Linked DNA regions of Homo sapiens: region 1 is linked to region 2. Evidence: read pairs that join two places in POLR2A ChIA-PET (ENCODE). Cell type or tissue: Panc1. All regions are shown on one strand.

Region 1 (2,500 bases), 180 kb before region 2:
CAGGCAAAACTCTGTAATTGCCAATGGGTATGTCTGATTGGTCACACATAGAATTTTGGCCTGGAACCAGTTTCCTCAGCTACCATGTTACTCATAGGCTTCCTTTCAGTTCGACTTTTTGAAAGAGAGAACTATACACATACCCTATCTCCCCTCTCCTACCTCCCACTACATCCAAAAATTACTCTTGGCTAAAGTCATCAGTGGTTCCCCCATGTTACCAAATCCAAAGTCTACTTTATCATCTTTCTCTTTATACAATTCTTAGAACCATTTGATACTGTCTAACATTCATATTCATGTTGATAAGCCCATGCTGAATTAATGTTCAATACTTCATAGCCTTTCCTCACTTGTCTTCTATAATATTATATCGTTCAGGTTTTCTACATTTTCTCAAAAAAATGGCTCTTCAAGTCTCTTGTAGTTCCATGCTCTTCTCTCTAGCCACCAAAGGTAAGAGCTCCCCAAGGATCAGTCCTGGGCCCTAGTCTTGTGCTATAATTTCTTCTTAATCCATCTCACCCTCACACACAGCATTAATAGCAACCTATACGTACATGTGCAAAAAATGTATATCATTCATAAGCTCCAGATTCATTTACCCTGTTGTCTATTTGACATCTCTATTTGGATATCTAAAAAAAAAAAAAAGCTTATGCTCAATAGATCCAAAACTAAATTCTTGAGTTCCTCCTTCAAAACTGATCCTTTTCAGTATTTCCTATTTCAGAAAAGGATCTTATCATTCATCCTTCTGCTCAAGCCAAAAACCTGGGAATCAACCACTTCACTTTCTTCTTTTTCCCCCTACAAATACAATCTATCAGTTAGTCCTATTGATTCTACCTCTTAAGTAATCACAAAAACTATCTATATTTATATCAACTGCCACCATCCTAATTCAATTGCCATGACCTCCATCCTAGTCTTTCTTAATTCTGTCATAGCTATTTTAACCACTTCTGCCGTTGTTTCACTCTCATCCACCTGTTGCAAAACAGCCAGTCTAATCTTATAAAAATGAATCACTTTGGGCCAGGCGCGGTGGCTCATGCCTGTAATCCCAGCACTTTGGGAGGCTAAGGTGGGTGGATTGCCTGAGCTCAGGAGTTCGCAACCAGACTGGGCAAAAGGGTGAAACCCCGTCTCTACTAAAATACAAAAAATTGGCAGGGCGTGGTGGCATGCACCTGTAGTCCCAGCTACTCAGGAGGCTGAGGCAGGAGAATTGTTTGAATCCAGGAGGCAGAGGTTGCAGTGAGCCGAGATCACGCCACTGCACTCCAGCCTGGGAAAAAGAGCAAGACTCCGTCTCAAAAAAAAAAAAAAAAAAAAAAAAAAAGGAATCACTTCATTCTTGAGCTCAAAACCCTTCAATTCCTTTTCACCATAGCCATCATGATTTGCCCCCCACCACACACACACATAAACATTATTTATTCATTCAACAACTATTACTGAGTACTATCTCTGGGCCAGATTCTGTGATAGGAATTATGGATACAATTATGAACAACATATACCAGGTCATGTGGAGCTTAAAGACAGGTATAAAAACCAACGCACAAATATATAATTAGTACCTAATCATTAGTTACTAATAGTTTAATTAATTAGTAAATATGTGATATGAAAAATATTTCAGAAGTTAATACAGGGACCTATAAGACAGAATCAAAGGAAAACAAGAATTGCTCAAGGAATTCTTCTCTCATTTTATTCCACTGTCATGCTCGCTCGCTACAGCCTTCTTCTTGGGTGTATTTGTTATACTTCTTAAGCTACCCAGAATCTGAATACCATTCCAAATTCGGTGAGCTTTGAATCCAAAGTATTCCAAATATAGGATGACATGAATTATACTAGGAAATTTGAATAAAGAGTTAATGAAAGACAAGAATAAAAAGATTATTCTCTGTGATAGTGGCAACAGAGCTTAAGTCCAGTGGCAGCAATGTCAGAGGCGCTGGTGGTCAGTGCCTGCATACTACCTCTACTGATACCATGGTATACACAGGCAGTAACACCAGCTGACCAGTCTTCTTTTCCTGTCAGTTTTCACAACCTGGTTTCCCAGAGTCCCACTGATTACATAAGCTACCCAATAGTTCCACATAATCTACATTTATTTATTTACTTGCAATCCTTCCTAATAGAATCTAAGCTCAATAAGCACAACTTACATCTAGGAAAGAGGAAGTGGCATGGGGGAAGTCCTAGAGGCTTGAAATACCACTGCATATAAGAAAGACTTTTGTTTTATTCTAGTTCACATAAAGTGACAGTACAAATGAAGATTCTTCTAGGAATTACTTTCTCACAATAAATGGTTTTATATCTGCTTGCATAAAATAAAAAATAACCTATATTCAATTTATGGTAGTTTTCACCTAATTTTTATTAGTAATATTTAAAGGCCAATGGAGAATTTAAAAGTGCGCTAGCTTATTCTATTGAGCCGAAAGTACAAATCAGGGATCAGTAAACTACGGCCCAT
Region 2 (2,500 bases):
ACCTCCTGTCCCATTGATGTGTTATTATTGGGGGGGCTGGAGCAGTAAAAAAAGAAGAAGGAAAAAAAGAGCGGGGCTCTGCTGGCAGAGGTTGAGCGCCGGGCTGACGTGCGGCGGCGATGGAAGAACTTACGGCGTTCGTCTCCAAGTCTTTTGACCAGAAAGTGAAGGAGAAGAAGGAGGCGATCACGTACCGGGAGGTGCTGGAGAGCGGGCCGCTGCGCGGGGCCAAGGAGCCGACCGGCTGCACCGAGGCGGGCCGCGACGACCGCAGCAGCCCGGCAGTCCGGGCGGCCGGCGGAGGCGGCGGCGGAGGAGGCGGAGGCGGCGGCGGAGGAGGCGGAGGAGGTGTAGGAGGAGGAGGAGCAGGCGGAGGAGCTGGAGGAGGGCGCTCTCCCGTCCGGGAGCTGGACATGGGCGCCGCCGAGAGAAGCAGGGAGCCGGGCAGCCCGCGACTGACGGAGGGTAACGACCTGACTGACCCCCGGCAGCGGTTCCCCTTCCCGCCTTCCGGACTCCTCTCGGGCGGGAGAGGACTCCGAGGCCCAGCGGGGAGGGGAGAGGGACACGGAGAGGGCCCTGGACCCCAGCTTTGTCAGCTAGAGTGATAGTGGAAGGGTGGGGGTCCGGTGGTATGCTCGGTCATGGGTGGGGTCCTAGTGTGTTGTGGGGGTGGCGTGGGGGGAAGCGTGTGGGGTTTGTGCGCGCCCTTCCCAGATGTTCCCATTCCACCGAAATGCATTTTTCACCAGCGGGAGGATGGGCCCGCAGCCCGGATGGCCCGCAGGCGGACGTGGAAGTTCGCGGGGCCGGGCTGCAGGAGGGGGTGCTGAACCAGACGGCGGGACTAAAGCTAGCCTCTAGCGCAGAGTTTGCCGGGAGGGAGAAGGGGCAGAGGTGGAAAGCTTAACCCTCCGGTCGCCTAGGTGTTTGGGGCCGCCAAGACCCCTCGAACTCCGCAGAGCCCCTGAATCTTTGGATCTTAGGGGCCAAAACTTCCCATTCTCTTTCAAGGTAGAAGGAAGCCAACGAAAGCTGAGGTCCAGGCTACGCTGCTTCTCCCGGGCGAGGCGTTTCGGTTTCTTGGTGTGTTGGGGGCGGGGGGGGGGGGCGGCGGGGGAGGTGGGGATCTATATTTACACAATTCCTTTAGTGTTTTCAATCACCCAGTACTCGGTTCTCTTAGAGCAAAAATCCTTTGGTGCTAGCTCAGTGTTAGGAAACGTCTTTATCTCAATGGCAGAGCGTTCTATACCAATTCAAAGGAGTTCAACAATAAAATTGATTTGGCACTTGGTGCCTGCAGTAACTGGTGTACTGCCATATTTTTCCAATTAAGAAAATATGTGGCATGCGTGGAATCACATATTTAAGCAAGCAATTAAGTTGTTTATGACACGGTCTGTTCCTGTTTAGATCAGTAATTGGAAATTTGGGGACAAAAATAGAGATTTTATTAAGTCTATGGATCAACTTGAAATTTGGACATCTCCTCGAAGCCCCAAAACTTTGAGTGGCATCCACTGTGTAGATGACATGTAATAGACAAAGCCTTCCCACCTCATTGGCAGAATTTGAAGGGTGTGTTTTCATATTTAAATTTCAATACAATATCAGTAAAAATACTTTGCTATTAAATTGGCCCATAATGTTTACTATAATGTTCCTTCCTAAAGAAAGGACAAATGTCCACAAAACTAACTCTGAGAACTAGAAAATACGGCAATATTTAAGATCACCGTAGCTAGAATGCCCGGCAGGGCCGAGATCTAGCGACTCTTCTTCCTCCAAACCAGCACCAGGTCTTCCTAAATTTGTAAAGTGGTGGAGTTACCGTCAAGGTGCCCAGTGCAGCCTCCCGGCCATGAGTCCACAACTACAGGCCCGAACTACAGGTTCGCCAGCGCGCCTGACGGCGAGGTTCAGGTCTGAACCCCCGGCGGGCGCAGTTCCTGGGATTGTTGATTTCCAAGCTCAGGGCAAGTATTAATTTCTCTGCAGACCGGCTCTTCCGGAAATGATTTTTAACACCCATGCTGGCCTGGATCCTGCGCTGGGAAGAACTGCAAACAGCCTCGACTATCTAAACTCAGCTTTGACTTCTTAAAACCCGGAGTCTCTGATTCGGGCGCAGAGGATAAAGGTTCCAGGGGGATATATATATGGTGGCTGTATATGCTCACACTAGAAGAGCTCCTGTTTTTAAAGGGAGGAGAAGGACAGGAAAGTGGCAACGGATGTGTGCAAACCCAGAGCAGAAAAATTCATATTTTATTAAACATCCGAGCTGCTGGTTGCATGAAAAGGCTTTGAGCAACCAATAGAAACCGAGGATCGCGAATATTCCGCTTGAACCTGTTGATCTCTGTGGGTTAAGCGTTTAGGGTCGAGTCTGCGTTTCCACGAGGGAGGGCGAAGAGAGAACAGAAAGAGCGGTTGCTTTCGCCCGCCACCGGAGGCTGGTTTTCCGCCTCCTGCCTTCTGGCCCGGCTTGGGCGGC

The links. ChIA-PET counts read pairs that join two places held together with the same protein. Peaks named below come from ENCODE experiments on the same cell type or tissue, not always from the same donor. Only the 100,000 strongest peaks of a DNase experiment are listed, where the experiment ranks them.
Region 1: POLR2A ChIA-PET joins it to region 2 with 6 read pairs; 4 of 35 experiments call an interaction of 5 or more read pairs at or near these places.

The regions. Positions count from the first base shown.
Region 1 is chr3:158,279,483-158,281,982 of GRCh38, reverse strand. The region is part of intron 4 of RSRC1 (arginine and serine rich coiled-coil 1); the gene reads right to left. Among named protein-coding and RNA genes, the nearest start is that of RSRC1, 170 kb to the right of the region's middle. In Panc1, no CTCF peak of the experiment used is centred here; no DNase peak of the experiment used is centred here.
Region 2 is chr3:158,103,644-158,106,143 of GRCh38, reverse strand. It overlaps SHOX2 (SHOX homeobox 2), which reads left to right. Exons shown (of 5, transcript NM_001163678.2): 1 at 1-465. The coding sequence starts at 120. Among named protein-coding and RNA genes, the nearest start is that of SHOX2, 1.5 kb to the left of the region's middle. RefSeq lists a silencer at 285-334. In Panc1, a CTCF peak has its summit at 366; no DNase peak of the experiment used is centred here; H3K4me3 peaks cover 1,445 bases; H3K27ac peaks cover 780 bases.